Linked DNA regions of Homo sapiens: region 2 is linked to region 1. Evidence: chromatin loops called from intact Hi-C (ENCODE). Cell type or tissue: K562. All regions are shown on one strand. Links, peaks and the distances in the headings refer to the core of each region. The heading gives the core; the rest is flanking DNA.

The links. Peaks named below come from ENCODE experiments on the same cell type or tissue, not always from the same donor. Only the 100,000 strongest peaks of a DNase experiment are listed, where the experiment ranks them.
Region 2: it touches region 1 in a loop (10-fold over the local background); 4 of 110 quality-filtered maps call a loop at or near these places.

What each region holds. Positions count from the first base shown.
Region 1 is chr11:63,019,837-63,028,629 of GRCh38, reverse strand. No RefSeq gene overlaps it. Among named protein-coding and RNA genes, the nearest start is that of SLC22A8, 8.4 kb to the right of the region's middle. RefSeq lists a silencer at 7,816-8,002 and an enhancer at 7,768-8,349. In K562, for the core only: a CTCF peak has its summit at 4,371 (motif pointing right); a DNase peak (open chromatin) is centred at 4,389; H3K27me3 peaks cover 1,190 bases.
Region 2 is chr11:62,377,048-62,385,840 of GRCh38, reverse strand. All of the region lies in intron 4 of ASRGL1 (asparaginase and isoaspartyl peptidase 1), which reads right to left. Among named protein-coding and RNA genes, the nearest start is that of SCGB1A1, 38 kb to the left of the region's middle. RefSeq lists enhancers at 2,565-3,130, 3,131-3,696. In K562, for the core only: a CTCF peak has its summit at 4,912 (motif pointing left); a DNase peak (open chromatin) is centred at 4,880.

The DNA of each region.
Region 1 (8,793 bases), core at 3,372-5,871:
AGAACTTATTCATGTCATGAAATACCACCTGTTCCCCAAAAACCTACGGAAATAAAAGTTTTAAAAATAAAATTAATTAATTAATTTTGTAAAAAACGTTAAGGGTTTTGAAGGGAGGAGCTCATCCTGGTTACCTGAGAGGGCTCTAAGTCCAGTGGAAAAATGTCCTATGACCGTGAGGCAGTGGGAGATTCCACCCACAGCAGAGTAGACAGTGTGACCACAGAGGCAGAGATCGGAGAGCGCAGAGAGTGCGTCCAGAGGTCAAGGAAAGCCCAGAGCCACCAGAAGCTAGCAGAAAACCAGAACTGATTCTGCCCAAGAAAACCTATAAAAGAAGTTGCAGCCCTGCCAACCCCTGCCCCCCTCCCAGCCCGTTGTAACCCTAACCCTAACCCTAATCCTAACCCTAACCCTAACACTAACCCTATCCCTTCATCAGGGACCAAGCAGGGCTCAGGAATGTCCACCGTACTATACCTTGGTGTTCAGGAATGTTACGTGATCGCTCCTGTTTTTTTCCCAGCCACAAGGGCAGAGCTACCCAAGGCCATGGGAACCCACCTCTCACATCAGTGTGGCCTGAATGTGAGACATGAAATCAAAGGACATCATTTTGGAGCTTTAAGATTTGACTTCCCCGCTGGATTTTGGTCTTGCATGGGGCCTGTAGCCCCTTTGTTCTGGCCAGTTCCCCCCATTTGGAATGGGTGTATATACCCAATTCCGGTACCCCCACTGTTATCTAGGAAATAACTAACTTGCTTTTGATTTTACAGGCTCATAGGCAGAAGGGACTTGCCTTGTCTCAGATGAGACTTTGGACTATGGACTTTTGAGTTAATGTTGGAATGAGTTAAGACTTTGGGGGACTGTTGGGAAGGGATGATTGGTTTTGAAATGTGAGGACATGAAATTTGGGAGGGGCCAGGAGTGGAATGATACGGTTTTGCTCTATCCCCACCCAAATCTTGAATTGTAGCTCCCATAATTCCCACGTGTCATGGGAGAGACCCAGTAGGGGGTAACTGAATCATGGGGGTGGGCATTTCCCATGATAGTGATTTCATGATAGTGAATAAGTCTCACAAGATCTGATGGTTTTATAAAGGGGAGTTCCCCTGCACACACCCTCTCTTGCCTGCCACCACGTAAGATGTGACTTTGTTTCTCCTTCATCTTCCACCATGATTGTGAGGCCTCCCCAGCCATGTGGAACTGCGAGTCCATTAAACCTCCTTTCCTTTATAAAGTACTCAGTCTTGGGTATCTGTATTGTCAGCATGAGAACAGACTAATACACTGTCCCCTCAATGGGACCTCACCCAAGAGGCTACCTGCGAGCAGAAGGCAACCCCAGCAGAAAGAGGCTTTTTTGGTAGTACTGGGCAGAGTGTGAGAGATCAGCTGGGCATCACTCACATCAAGAATGGTGTGGGGGCCGGGCACGGTGGCTCACGCCTGTAATCCCAGCACTTTGGAAGTCTGAGGTGGGCAGATCACCTGAGGTCGGGAGTTCAAGACCAGCCTGGCCAACATGGTGAAACCCCATCTCTACTAAATTGCAAAAATTAGCCACGTGTGGTGGTGCACACCCATAATCCCAGCTTCTAGGGAGGCCTAGGCAGGAGAATTGCTTGAACCCAGAAGGCAGAAGTTGCAGTGAGCCAAAACTGCACCACTGCACTCCAGCCTGGGTGACAGAGTGAGACTCCATCTCAAAACAAAAAAAACAATGGTATGGGCAGAGTTCCTGGAGGGGGAAGCCCAGCAGTACACCCCACATGGATGACAAGAGCACAACTGAGGAGCCCTCTCCTCTTCCTTTCCTCCCTCCTCCCTTCCCAGACCCTGAAGGAGCTGAAGCAGCTGCTAGGAGTGGGAGGGGAGGTGAATCCGAGAGAGTGAGGACATTGGCCATACACCCGCTGCCCATCCCCCCAACCTTCCCCACTGCGGAAAGCCAGGCCTGGTCAGCTTGAATAGGAGAAGCTTTATATTGGATGGAAGATAAATATTTTTATTTATATAGGACTGGGTTTATTTTCTTAACCTGACAAAAGCAGTTTCCTTTTTGCCCAACATTTTATAAGAATTTTCAAACATATAGAAAAGTTGAAAGAATAGTATAATAAATACCTATATATTCACCACCTAGATTCAAAACTTGTTAACATTGTGTGTATGTGTGTATACATGGTCTTGCTAAATCACTTGAAAGCAAGCTTCAGACACCATGACTCTTCATTCTTAAATCCTTCAATGTACATCTCCTAAAAGAATCAGACTTTTAATGTCTAAAATTGAAATTGATCTAATACCTGAAAAAAATGGGTAAACTATACTTAGCTGAAACATTTTCAAGGAGGGGTGCTATGGTTTGAATGTCCCCTCCAAAACTCATGTTGAAATTTAATTGCTATTGTGATGGTATTAATAGCTGGGGGCCCGGCACAGTGGCTCACACCTGTAATCCCTGCACTTTGGGAGGCCAAGGCGGGTGGATCACCTGAGGTCAGGAGTTCAAGACAAGCCTGGCCAACATGGTGAAACCCCATCTCTACTAAAAATACAACAATTAGCTGAGTCTGGTGGCATGCGCCTGTAATCCCAGCTACTTGAGAGGCTGAGGCAGGAGAATCGCTTGAACCTGGGAGGTGGAGGTTGCAGTGAGCCAAGATCGTGCCACTGCACTCCAGCCTGGGAGATGACAGTGAAACTCCGTCTGGAAAAAAAAAAAAAAAAAACAGGTGGGAACTTGAAGATATGATTAGGTCATGAGGGCTCTGCCCTCATCAGTGGGTTAATGCTGTTATCAGAGGAGTGGGTTAGTTATCCCGGAAGCAGGCTCCTGGTAAAAGGATAAGTTCAACCCCCAGTTCTGTCTGTGTCTCACACTCTCTCACCCTCTCTCACCATGTGATGCCTGCCACTATGTTATGATGCAGCACTAAGGCCATCACTAGATGCAGTACCATGCTCTTGGACTTCCCACCCTCCAGAACCATGAGCCAAATGAATCTCTTTTTTTATTTTTTTTAAATTACCCAGTCTGTGGTATTCTGTTATAGGCAACAGAAAATGGACAAAGACAATGTGGGGAGAGAGAAGCAACAGAGCAAGTGCAAGGATGGAGGCAGAAGAAAAATAAAAACTATACCCTACTTTGCACTCTACAAAATCCAGCCCATAAAATGACCCAGTTTCACAGAGATAAGACAATTTCAGATCATGACAGGTGCTATGAAGAAAATCAAACAAGACAGAGGTGATAAGAGTATGGCTAGAAGGTAAGGCAACATTGGAGTGGCTGGTAAGAAATGAAATCCCCAGAAAAAGAAGGTGACATTTGAGATGAGACCTTGATGACAAGGATGACCTGGCAATGTAAGACAATCAGGAGAACAGCATTCAAGTCAGGGTAACCAATGAGGCCAAAGGCCTGGAGGCAAAAGGAGCATGGAGTAATATCTTGGTGAGGGAGAGGTGGCAGAAAGTACTGAGGCAGGAGAGGTGATCACAGACCAGATCCTGTTGGTCAAAAAGAGGAGTGTGGGGAGAATTTTAAGCAGGAGCGTGACTGATCTAACCTAGTTTTCTAGATGTTATGGCTGCTTAGTAGAAAAAGACTTGTTGGGAAGGGCCAAAGTGAAGCCAGGAGACCATCAAGGAGGCAGTTTGCAATCCTCCAGGTGAGAAAGTATGGTGGCTTGGACCAGGGTGGTAGCAGTGAGGTAAGCAGTATTGCTCTCCCCACTTTACAGATGAGGAAGCAGAGGCCCAGAGAAGCTAAGTGACTTGATGAAGCTCATGCAGCCCTTAGGTAGCAAGATGCTTAAAATGGTAAATTTTGTGTTATGAATATTGTATTACTTTTTATTGTAATGAAATATATACAACACAAAATTTACCATTTTAACAATTTTTAAGGGTACAATAAGTGGCATTAAGTATATTCACGATGTTGTGTGACCATGACTATTATCCATTTCCAGAAATTTTTCATTATCTCGAATAGAAACTCAGTACCCATTAAACCATAACTCCCCTTTTCCCCCTCTGTGAGCCCCTGGTAACTTCTGTTCTACTTTGTGTCTCTGAATCTACCTGTTCTATATACCTCCTATAAATGGAATCATAAAATATTTGTCCTTCTGTGCCAACTTATTTTCACTTAATGTTTTTGAGACTCATCCAGTTGTCATCGTTTCCTTCCATTTTAAGACTGAATAATATTCCATTGTATGTTATACCACATTATGCTTATCCATTCATCTGTTGATGGAGGGCCGGGACTTTTACCAAGATGTCTGATTCCAACGCTATTCTGGTTGGCTCTGTTGAGCCCTGTGCAGTACCCGCTATAGCCACCAGAGGGAGCAGAGGGAACACCAGGCGGGCGCACTGCAGGCACCGGGCGGTTTCTGGGAAGAAGAGGAACAGATGCAGCCTTTTGCACACAAAATCTTACACGCAGAAACCATGCAAATAGAGGGAAGCTGGCCGCCAGGAAAGCACCCAGACTATAGAATCGGCCACAAGTGGAAGAAAGGAGAAGGAAGGGTTAGGGCTGGAAGGAGCTGCCCCTGTGATCCTGGTCCAACCCCTAAAATGGAAACAGAGGCCTCTGGCCACCCACAGTTTCCCTGACAGCTGTCCTCAGCGTGAACAACCTCCGTGCTGAAGAGCTCAGGAGGGAGGCGGAGGGGGGCCGGTCCAGTAAGGCTCGGGTTCCCATTTCTGCCCTTCTCCAGCAGCGGCGTGACCTCCAACCTGTGGCTTGCACATTTTACGGATGAGGAAACTGGGACTTGGAGCTGTTGATTGTCCAGAGCAAGTGGAAGAGGCAAGATCTGAATGCCACCACGTGCCTTGTGATTCTCTTCTCCAAGCTCAGCGCCCTGGTTTCTTCAGCCGCATCTCATGATATGTGGTCTTTAGGACTCTTCCCCACCTCATCTGGTTGGCCAGCCTCCCTACAGGCGAAACGTACAAGGGTCTGTGGCTCTTGAGGCTGGTCTGACCACCGTGGCCTCCCTCTTCTGAGCACCCAGCCTCTAATAATGCTACCCAAGTTTGCCCTGGCTGGTTTTGGCAGCCACCTCATGTTGACTGAATTTCTGTCAGTTTCAATCCCTCGGCTTTTCTCACATGTGCTGTTGCTAAGCCATTTCTCCCCCACTGCATCCTTGTGCAGCTGGGTCTTTGGATGCGAGTCCAGGAACTGACATTTATCCCTGTCAAATTCATCTTGTTCATTCATCTGACAAACATTTGTTCAGTGCCCACGCCATACCAGGCACCAGGAATACAGGAACGAAAGACAAGGCTCCTGGCCTAAGGAGCTCACATTGGTATTCATCACAGCCGTAGCCACTAGTGAGTGAGGGGCTACTGTGTGCCAGGCATACAGCCTCTGCTGGGTGCTCTATGTAGGCTGTCTTCTTAACCCTTACAGCACTGCAGTGTCGGTGGCATTGTCCCCATTTTGCAGATGGGAAAACCAGGGCTCAAAAACTTTATGAGACTTGTCTGAAATTACATTGCCAGAAGGAAGCAGGCCCAGTATTCAACCTTCCAACTGCTTTGGATCTTGATTCTGTTCTCCTACTTAGACACCTTGTATCCCAGCTTTGGGTTCTCTGAAAACCTGATAAACTTTACTTCTCTGAATTTCATCAACAGCACTGATGAAGCTAAGATGAGATCAGAGCTCTGGGGTGGGCCACCAGTGCCCCCCTGCCCAAGATAAACAGCCATCTATGATTCTGAACACTGTTGGGTTGGCAGATACGAATGCACGCAACAGTGAACTCCTGCCCTCACCCCCAGCACCAGGTTCCCTCCCCTGACAAGCAGCTATGTATACGGTTGCTGTCATTTTTATCATCAGACTGGTCCCTGCTGCCGAGTCCTCTACATGCAGGAGCTCAGCTGTGACTGGCCCTTGCCTTCATCATGATAAAGTTTCATCTGCCAATCCCCCTCCCGAGGAGGGACATGCAAGTCCAAGGACAAGGTTGGTGGGGGAGGGGAGCAGTTGAGGGGATTTCACAGGCTCTGAGTATCTTCCCTTGCATCTGTGACTTCTGTCCCATGCCGTCTGCTCCTGGAAGCTCAGCCCATCTTTATCATTAAGCTCTTCTGCCATGCTGAGGGAGACCAACTGCAGAGCAGGCCTGTGCAAGGGCTGTGGGCAGGAAATAAGGCAGGCAGAATACATGCACTACTTGGGGGTAGGTATAAAATGGGCTCCGAGCTCCCAGCCAGGACCCAGGGGACACCATGCTTCATGACAGAATTTGGGGTTACCACCTCACAGGACGACGTGCACTCCCCTCCTCACACCCCTATGAGCTTGCAACAGTTATCATTCTGCCCATTTTTGCAGGCGAGAAAACAGGCCCAGCAAGTGTGGTCTGGGACAGAGCACTACCTCTGCTAAGAATGTTTCCTGAAAACAGATCTGGGATTTCCAGGGCCCCAAAGGACAGCAGAAAGCAGGGCCCTGCCATGGACACACCAGTGGAGATAAAAGGACTACCGATGATGGCGGTGACTCCAGAGTTTTAAAGACCCTTTGGACATTGTTGAAAACCTCTAGTCTAGCTTTTTGTGCCTGAAGAGCATCTGGGGAATATAAACTCACAAACTCCTGCCAAGGGTTCAGAGAGCAGCCAATACATCCTTCAGGAAGGCCCTGCCTTTGTGGCCTTATAGTTGAGTGGGGAGAAGGCAGATAGATAATAAGCAAGTGTATCATTTCAGACAGTGATGAGTGCTATAAAGAGTGTACGGTTGGTATAGAGAAAGCTGCTCTAGCTAGCATGGTCCAGGAAAGCCTCTCGGAGGAGGTGTGATTTGAGGAGCCAAGAAAGACCCAGCCTTGGAAACAATGAGAAAAGAGATGCTGAGTGGGAACGAGGCTCTCCACCCAAAGCATGGATGGCATAACAGGGAGGAGACCTCACAGCTCAGATAGGAGATCCCAATTGGGAAGTGGTGGTAAGGTGTCCCAGGGAGCCTGACACCTGTCCCCTCCATTCTTCCTTCATTCTCCAAAGCAATGCTCTGAGTCTTCTCCATTTCCTCCCATCTTCAAAATCCATTTCTGCACAAGGCCTAGCCCAGAGCAGGTGCTGGATGTTTGCTCGGTGAATAAACTCCTGAAGGCCAGCAAGGAGGAACTGTGAGGACGAATCAGAGGAGATCCTACCTTCGTCTGCAAGGAATCACTTGAGGGAGTTGACCCCTTTAGGGGGTTCAAGCAGAAAAGACAAAGGGATTCCAGAAGGTGGGAGGAGGGGTCGCCTACACAATTGGAAAATTTCACACAAAAGTCCAGATTTCAAGCTATTTTTAAAATATCTGAAGATCTGGCAACTGAAGCCTGCATATCCCCATGGCAACACCAGCTGGTGCTGAGCGGGCCGCTGCCCCCTTCAGACTGGACATGCGCTCTGCAACTCCCCGTGGCCCCGCGCTCCCTTTCGCTGGCACTTGGCCCACCTCACTTGGCCACATCACCTGGCCCCGTGAGTTGAGTTGGCCAACCCTGGCTTAAGACATCGGATGAACAGAAAGCCGTGCTGGGACATGGGGACAGTGGCATGTGTCCCCTCCGCCTGCTGCTAAGGAGCGTCAGCCTGGGGTCCCGCCCTCCAGTTCTTAGGCAGGTGTCTGGTGTGAGGAAGCTCCGGGATCCACATAATCCGTTCCCTGCGCTGGGTTCTTTGCCAGGTGGCGCGAGGGCTCCAAAATGCAGCCACACCCTCCTGAGGAAACAGGTGCCGTTCCGGTGCACACCAGAAGGGGGCGACTCTCCCGACCGTGCCTTCAGAGCTGCCCATGAGGACATTTCCTAGCCTTGCCCTGGCAGCTGGAGCACAGCCCTCAGAGCGTCCTGTGTCCCTGCACTGTGCCACTTAGGGTGGCAGCTGAGACCCAGGCTGCCTGGCAACATGATGGGCTTGACCAGAATTAGTTGGGCCAGGGCTGCCTCCAAGGGCCCAGGGAGGGCCTCAAGAAGCCCACCCACATGGAAGGGCTTTCGGCCCGTGCCCCAGGAGCTGGAGAACACTCCTCCTGTTCTGGCCTCTCTTCCTCCTCCTCTTCTGGGAGTGTCGGGCCTTGCTGAGGCCTGTGCCCTCAGGGCTGACCCTGTAATTAAATACTGTGTGCCCAACACTGGGCTCAGGCTTTATACACTTTTATTTAAAACCCCAACAATCCCATAGGTAGGTTTTATTCCCCGTTTTGCAGTTACAAGTGATGAAACTGAGGCTTAGGCGGGCATCACTACGCAGCTAACAAGACGTAGAGTCGAGATTCAAATTCAGGCTTGTGCAGCTGGGCACGGTGGCTCATGCCTGTAATCCCAGCACTCTGGGAGGCCAAGGCAGGTGGATCACCTGAGGTCAGGAGTTCGAGACCAGCCTGACCAACATGGAGAAACCCCCGTCTCTACTAAAAATACAAAATTAGCTGGGCATGGTGGCGCATGCCTGTAATCCTAGCTACTCGGGAGGCTGAGGCAGGAGAATCACTGGAACCTGGGAGACGGAGGTTGTGGTGAGCGGAGATTGAGCCATTGCACTCCAGCCTGGGCAACAAGAGCAAGACTCCCCCTCAAAAAAAGAAAAAAATTCAGGCCTGCAGAATCCTCATTCCCTGAACTGCCTCACTCCCATAAAGGAAACTTTAGAATCAGCCTGTGAAGGGAGAGAGAGATTGGGGTTTGAGGGCAGAGGACATCCCATGGCAGGTCAAGCCTGAAACCACCATACAGAGGCC
Region 2 (8,793 bases), core at 3,711-6,210, 640 kb after region 1:
CCATGCTGGAGTGCAATGGCGTGATCTTGGCTCACTGCAATCTCCACCTACTGGGTACAAGTGATTCTCCTGCCTCAGACTCCCAAGTAGCTGGGATTACAGGCATGCACCACCATGCCCGACTAATTTTGTATTTTTAGTAGAGACGGGGTTTCACCATGTTGGTCAGGCTGGTCTCAAACTCCTGGGCTCAAGTGATCCACCCGCCTCAGCCACCCAAGCTGCTGGGATTACAGGCGTGAGGCACCACGCCTGGCCCTAAAATCTTTTATGTGGCAAAAATACCATAGCAAAAGCAAAATAAAAACAGCAGATTTGGGATTTTTTAAAATTTTATTTACAGCAGAACATAACCTTAAGGCTCATAAGAGCCAGGTACAGTGGCTTGTGCCTGTAGTTCCTGCTACTCAAGAGGAAGAGGTAGGAGGATCACTTGAGCCCAGGAGCTCAAGGCCAGCCTGAGCAACATAGAGAAATCCCATCTATCTATAAAGAACGTTAAAAATGTAAAAGAAAAAACAATGAGACTGATAAGAAAGGGAAAAAATAATTCAAAGGAAAAAATGAGTGTAGGACAAAACTAGGCAAATTTGTAAAAAGGAAAAACCCATAAACAAATGTAAAATGCTCAAACTCACTGTCAGGGAAAGGGAAGAGCAAATTAAAGTAACAGTGTTACCCTTTACCTGTTAGATAAGGAAGGAGGGTTCTCCCAGTCCCTGCTGGTGGCAGGCCCACCTCTAACATTTGCAAGGGGCCATGGCAACAATACAAATACAACTGGAGGCCCACATACCATATATTTAATATTGGGAAGTTATAAGTATGTTCTATCCTGTTACTGTGGTAAATGTATCTTGAAAAATCGGTATTTTTCTTGTATATATGTTTCACTGTATATAAGGTGAACTTTTTTTTTTTTTTTGAGACAGTCTTGCTCTGTGGCGCAGGCTGGAGTGCAGTCGTGTGATCTCGGCTCACTGCAACTTCCATCTCCCAGGTTCAAGTGATTCTCCTGCCTCAGCCTCCTGAGTAGCTGGGATTATGGGCATGCACCACCACTCCCGGCTAATTTTTTGTCTTTCAGTAGAGACGGGGTTTCACCATGTTGGCCCCAGGGTGGTCTTCAACTCCTGAGCTCGGGCAGTCTGCCTGTCTTGGCCTCCCAAAGTTCTAGGATTACAGGCATAAGCCACCACACCCAGCCATGAATGTTTTGATATACATAGTGAAATTATGATTACAGTCAACTAGAATAACATACCTATCATCTCACAATTACCTTTCTTTATTTTTTTGTGGTAAGAGTACCTAAAATCTACTTTTTAAATTTTTTTGAGATGGAGTCTTGCTCTTTTGCCCAAGCTGAAATGCAGTGGCGCCATCTCAGCTCACAGCAGCCTCTGCCTCCCGGGTTTAAGGAATTCTCTGCTTCAGCCTCCCAAACAGCTGAGATTACAGGCGTGTACCACCACACCCAGCTAATTTTTCTGTATTCTTAGTAGAGATGAAGTTTCACCATCTTGGCCAGGCTGGTCTTGAACTCCTGACCTCATGATCTGCCTGCCTTGGCCTCCCAAAGTGCTGGGATTAAAGGTGTGAGCCACTGCGCCCGGACTTTTTTTTGTTTTTGAGACGGAGTCTTGCACTGTTGCCCAGGCTGGAGTGCAGGGGTGTGATCTTGGCTCACTGCAAGCTGACAAACTACCAATGATGACTTAACTTAGTTATTATTGTGCATACCAGGGTCATTTGTTAATCGGCTGGTGATGGCAGATGAATGGCAAACACACACACACACACACGCACACACGTGCACACACACACATGCACACACACAGATGCATTTAATAAGTTATGTATTTATTCCATTAAAATATTTTTTCTTGGCTTCATTCCAGGGAGTACTGATTTTTTTTTTTTTTTTGAGACCAACTCTTGCCCTGTCGCCCAGGCTGGAGTGCAGTGGTGTGATTTCGGCTCACTGCAACTGGGTTCTAGCAGTTCTCCTGCCTCAGCCTCCTGAGAAGCTGGGACTACAGGTGCACACTGCCAAGCCTGGCTAATTTTTTGTATTTTTTAGTAGAGATGGGGTTTCACCATGTTGCCCAGGCTGGTCATGAACTCCTGAGCTCAGGCAGTCCACCCACCTTGGCCTCCCAAAGTGCTGGGATTACAGGCGTGAGCCACCAAGCCTGGCCTGATGATGTTCTTTTTTTTTTTTTTTTTTTTTTTTTTGAGTAGGAGTCTCGCTCTGTCGCCCAGGCTGGAGTGCAGTGGCGGGATCTCGGCTCACTGCAAGCTCCGCCTCCTGGGTTCACGCCATTCTCCTGCCTCAGCCTCCCGAGTAGCTGGGACTACAGGCGCCCGCCACTACGCCCGGCTAATTTTTTGTATTGTTAGTAGAGACGGGGTTTCACCGTTTTAGCCGGGATGGTCTCGATCTCCTGACCTCGTGATCCGCCCGCCTCGGCCTCCCAAAGTGCTGGGATTACATGCGTGAGCCACCGCGCCCGGCCCCTGATGATGTTCTTATACTTAACGTGACTTCTATTGACAAAATGGCAAAAGACAAGCTTTCTTGAGTCAACATAGTTTTTAGCAAGTTTTTAATTTATTTTAATTTGGAGAAGCTTCCTTCTGCTGAAGCAGCAGCAACTGGAATTACCAACAAAATTCTCAAAGCAGTACTTAGATTTAGAAATGAATACTGATTTTTACATTATCACACTCAAATACTATATGGATTTGTGGGGAAACGAAAGAGATCAGGCTGTTACTGTGTCTATGTAGAAAGAAGTAGACATAAGAGACTCTATTTTGTTCTGTACTAAGAAAAATTCTTCTGCCTTGAGATGCTGTTAATCTGTAACCCTACCCCAACCCTGTGTCGCAGAGACGTGCTGTGTTGACTCAAGGTTTAATGGATTTAGGGCTATGCAGGCTGTGCTTTGTTAAAAAAGTGCTTGAAGGCAGTATGCTTGTTAAAAGTCATTACCATTCTCTAATTTCAAGTACCCAGGGACACAATACACTGCGGAAGGCTGCAGGGACCTCTGCCTAGGAAAGCCAGGTATTGTCCAAGGTTTCTCCCCATGTGATAGCCTGAGATATGGCCTTGTGGGAAGGGAAAGACCTGACCGTCCCCCAGCCCGACACTGTCCCCCAGCCCGACACCCCACCCGTAAAGGGTCTGTGCTGAGGAGCATTAGTAAAAGAGGAAGGCCTCTTTGCAGTTGTGATAAGAGGAAGGCATCTGTCTCCTGCTTGTCCCTGGGCAATAGAATGTCTGGGTTTAAAACCCGATTGTATGTTCTATTTACTGAGATAGGAGAAAACAGCCTTAGGGCTGGAGGTGAGAGGTGCTAGCGACAATACTGCTCTTTAATGTTTGTATACATGCACATCAAGGCATAGCACCTTTCCTTATTTATGACACAGAGACATTTGTTCACATGTTTTCCTGCTGACCCTCTCCTCTCTATTAACTTATTGTCCTGCCACATCCCCCTCTCCAGATGGTAGAGATAATGATCAGTAAATACTGAGGGAACTCAGAGACTGTTGCCGGTGGGGGTCCTCCGTATGCTGAGCACCGGTCCCCTGGGCCCACTTTTTTTTCTCTATACGTTGTCTCTGTCTCTCCTGCCTCAGCCTCCTGAGTAGCTGGGACTACAGGCACCCGCCACTGGGCCCGGCTAATTTTTTGTATTTTTAGTAGAGATGGGGTTTCACCCTGTTAGCCAGGATGGTCTCGATCTCCTGACCTCGTGATCCACCGGCCTCGGCCTCCCAAAGTGCGGGGATTACAGGCGTGACCCACCGCACCCAGCCTCTTATTTCTTTTCTCAGTCTCTCGTCCCACCTGATGAGAAACGCCCACAGGTGTAGAGGGGCTGGCCACCCCTTCATCTGGTGCCCAACGTGGGTGCTTTTCTCTAGGGTGAAGGTGAGCTAGAGCGTGGTCATTGAGAACAAGTTGATGAGAGATTCCCGAGTACGTCTACAGTCAGTCTTGTGGTAAGCTTGTGCCCTCGGAAGAACCTAGGGTAACAATGGGGCAAACTGAAAGTAAATATGCCTCTTATCTCAGCTTTATTAAAATTCTTTTAAAAAGGGGGGAGTTAGAGTCTCTACAAAAAAATCTAATCACGCTATTTCAAACAGTAGAACAATTCTGCCCATGGTTTCTAGAACAGGGAACTTTAGATCTAAAAGATTGGGAAAAAATTGGCAAAGAATTAAAACAAGCAAGTAGGAAGGGTAAAATCATCCCACTTACCGTATGGAATGATTGGGCCATTATTAAAGCAGCTAATTTAGAACTGTTTCAAACAGGAGAAGATAGCGTTTCAGTTGCTGATGCCCCTGAAAGCTGTGTAATAGATTGTGAAGAATAGGCAGGGATAGAATCCCAGAAAGGAATGGAAAGTTCAAAAGTTCACATTGTAAATATGTAGCAGAGTCTGTAATGGCTCGGTCAATGCAAAATGTTGACTACAATCAATTACAGGAGGTAATATATCCTGAAGCATTAGAATTAGAAGAAAAAGGTCCAGAATTAGCGGGGCCATCAGAGTCTAAACCATGATGGCCAACTCCTCTTCCAGCGGTTCAGATGCCTGTAACATTACAACCTCAAATGCAGGTTAGACAAGTACAAACCCCAAGAGAATATCAAATAGAGAGTCTCTGTCATGGCAACGCCAATCCAAATACAGTATCCACAATATCAGCCGGTAGAAAATAAGACCCAACCGCCAGTAGCCTATCAATACTGGCCGCCAGCCGAACTTCAGTATCGGCCGCCCCCAGAAAATCAGTATGGACAGCCAGGAGTGTTTCCAGCACCACAGGGCAGGGCGCTATAGCCTCAGCCGCCCACTATAAGACTTTATCCTACAGCACCACCTAGTGGACAAGGTAGTGCATTACATAAAATTATTGATAAGGCAAGGAAACAAGGAGATATTGAGGCGTGGCAATTCCCAGTACCGATGCCACCTGGAGAAGGGGCCCAAGAAGGAGCGCCTACCCTAGTTGGGGCCAGATATGAGTCCTTTTCTATAAAAATGTTAAAAGATATGAAAGAGGGAGTAAAACAGTATGGACCCAACTCCCCTTATATGAGAACATTATTAGGTTCCACTGCTCATGGACATAGACTCATTCCTTATGATTGGGAGATTTTGGCCAAATCATCACTCTCACTGTCTCAATTTTTACAATTTAAGAGTTGGTGGATTGATGGGGCACAAGAACAGGTCTGAAGTAATAGGGCTGCCAATCCTCCAGTTAACATAGATGCAGATCAACTATTAGGAAAAGGTCAAAATTGGAGCACTACTAATCAACAAGCAATAATGCAAAATGAGGCCATTGAGCAAGTTAGAGCTATCTGCCTTAGGGCCTGGGAAAAAAATCCAAGACCCAGGAACCACCTGCCCCTCATTCAATACAATAAGACAAGGCTCTAAAAAGCCCTACCCTGATTTTGTGGCAAGGCTCCGAGATGCTGCTCAAAAGTCAATTACCGATGAAAATGCCCGTAAGGTCATAGTGGAGTTGATGGCATATGGAAACGCCAATCCTGAGTGTCAATCAGCCACTAAGCCATTAAAAGGGAAGGTTCCCACAGGATCAGATGTAATCTCAGAGTACGTAAAAGCCTATGATGGAATTGGAGGAGCTATGCATAAAACTATGCTTATGGCTCAAGCAATAATGGGAGTTGCTTTAGGAGGACAAGTTAGAACATTTGGGGGAAAATGTTATAATTGTGGTCAAATTGGTCATCTAAAAAAGAATTGCCCAGCCTCAAAAAAACAAAATATAACTATTCAAGCTACTACAACAACAACAGATAAAGAGCCACCCGACTTATGTCCAAGATGTAAAAAAGAAAAACACTATTAGAATTCTATCAAATTCTAAATTTGATAGAAATGGGCAACTATTGTCAGGAAACAGCAAAGGGGCCAGCCTCAGGCCCTGCAACAAACTGGGGCATTCCCAGTTCAGCCCTTTGTTCCTCAGGGTTTTCAGGGACAACAACCCCCACTGTCACAAGTGCCTCAGGGAATGAGCCAGTTACCACAATACAACAATTGTCCCCTGCCACAAGCGGCAGTGTAGCAGTAGATTTATGTACTATACAAGCAGTCTCTCTGCTTTCAGGGGAGCCCCCACAAAAAATTCCCACAGGGGTATATGGCCCCCTGCCTGAGGGGACTGTAGGACTAATCTTAGGAAGATCAAGTCTAAATCTAAAGGGAGTTCAAATTCATACTGGTGTGGTTGATTCAGACTACAAAGGTGAAATTCAATTGGTTATTAGCTCCTCAATTCCTTGCAGTGCCAGTCCAGGAGACAGGATTGCTCAGTTGTTACTCCTGCCTTATATTAAGGTTGGAAACAGTGAGATAAATAGAAAGGAGGGTTTGGAAGCACTGATCCGGCAGGAAAGGCTGCATATTGGGCAAGTCAGTTCTCAGAGAGCAGACCTGTGTGTAAGGCCATTATTCAAGGAAAACAGTTTGAAGGGTTGGTAGACACTGGAGCAGATGTCTCTATCATTGCTTTAAACCAGTGGCCAAAAAATTGGCCTAAATGAAAGGCTGTTACAGGACTTGTCGGCGTAGGCACTCCTCAGAAGTGTATCAAAGTACTATTACATTGTTTAGGGCCGGATAATCAAGAAAGTACTGTTCAACCAATGATTACTTCAATGATTACTTCAACCAATGATTACTTCATCTGTGGGGTTGAGATTTATTACAACAATGGGGTGCAGAAATCACTATGCCTGCTCCATTATACAGCCTCAGGAGTCAAAAAATCATGACTAATATGGGATATATACCAGGAAAGGGACTAGGAAAAAATGAAAATGGCATTAAAGTTCCACTTGAGACTGAGAGAAATCAAGAAAGAAAAGGAATAGGGTATCCTTTTTAGGGGTGGCCACTGTAGAGCCTCCTAAACCCATTCCATTAACTTGGAAAACAGAAAAACCGGTATGGGTAAATCAGTGGCCGCTACCAAAACAAAAACTGGAGGCTTTACATTTATTAGCAAAGGAACAATTAGAAAAGGGACATATTGAGCCTTCGTTCTCGCCTTGGAATTCTCCTGTGTTTGTAATTCAAAAAAAATCCGGCAGATGGCATAAGTTAACTGACTTAAGAGCCGTAAATGCCGTAATTCAACCCATGGGGCCTCTCCAACCCGGGTTGCCCTCTCTGGCCATGATCCCAAAAGACTGGCCTTTAATTATAATTGATCTGAAGGACTGCTTTTTTACCATCCCTCTGGCGGAGCAGGATTATGAAAAATTTGCCTTTACTATACCAGCCATAAATAATAAAGAACCAGCCACCAGATTTCAGTGGAAAGTGTTACCTCAGGGAATGCTTAATAGTCCAACTATTTGTCAAGCTCTTCAACCAGTTAGAGACAAGTTTTCAGACTGTTATATCATTCACTATGTTGATGATATTTTATGTGCTGCAGAAATGAGAGACAAATTAATTAACTGTTATACATTTCTGCAAGCAGAGGTTGCCAATGCTGGACTGGCAATAGCATCTGATAAGATTCAAACCTCTACTCCTTTTCATTACTTAGGGATGCAAATAGAATATAGAAAAATTAAGCTACAAAAAATAGAAATAAGAAAAGACACATTAAAAACATTAAATGACTTTCAAAAATTGCTAGGAGATATTAATTGGATTCGGCCAACTCTAGGCATTCCTACTTATGTCACGTCAAATTTGTTCTCTATCTTAAGAGGAGACCCAGATTTAAATAGTAAAAGAATATTCACTCCAGAGGCAACAAAAAAAATTAAATTAGTGGAAGAAAAAATTCAACCAGCACAAATAAATAGAATAGATCCCTTAGCCCCACTCCAACTTTTGATTTTTGCTACTGCACATTCTCCAGCAGGCATCAATGTTCAAAATACTGATCTTGTGGAGTGGTCATTCCTTCCTCACAGTACAATTAAGACTTTTACATTGTACTTGGATCAAATAGTTACATTAATTGGTCAGGCAAAATTACGAATAATAAAATTGTGTGGAAATGACCCAGACAAAATAGTTGTTCCTTTAAACAAGGAACGAGTTAGACAAGCCTTTATCAATTCTGGTGCATGGCAGATTGGTCTTACTGATTTTGTGGGAATTACTGATAATCATTACCCCAAAACAAAAATCGTCCAGTTCTTAAAATTGACTACTTGGATTTTACCTAAAATTACGAGACATGAACCTTTAGAAAATGCTCTGACGGTGTTTACTGATGGTTCCAGCAATGGAAAGGCAGCTTACATAGGGCCAAAAGAGCAAGTAATCAAAACTCATTATCAATCGGCTCAAAGAGCTGAGTTGGTTGCAGTCTTTACAGTGTTACAAGATTTTAATCAACCTATTAATATTGTATCAGATTCTGCATATGTAGTACAGGCTACAAGGGATGTTGAGACAGCTCTAATTAAATATAGCATGGATGATCAGTTAAACCAGCTGTTCAATTTATTACAACAAACTGTAAGAAACAGAAATTTCCCATTTTACATTACTCATATTTGGGCACACACTAATTTACCAGGGCCTTTAACTAAAGCAAATGAACAAGCTGACTTACTGGTACCATCTGCATTCATAAAAGCACAAGAACTTCATGCTTTGACTCATATAAATGCAGCAGGATTAAAAAACAAATTTGACGTCACATGGAAACAGGCAAAAAATATTGTACAACATTGCACCCAGTGTCAAGTCCTAC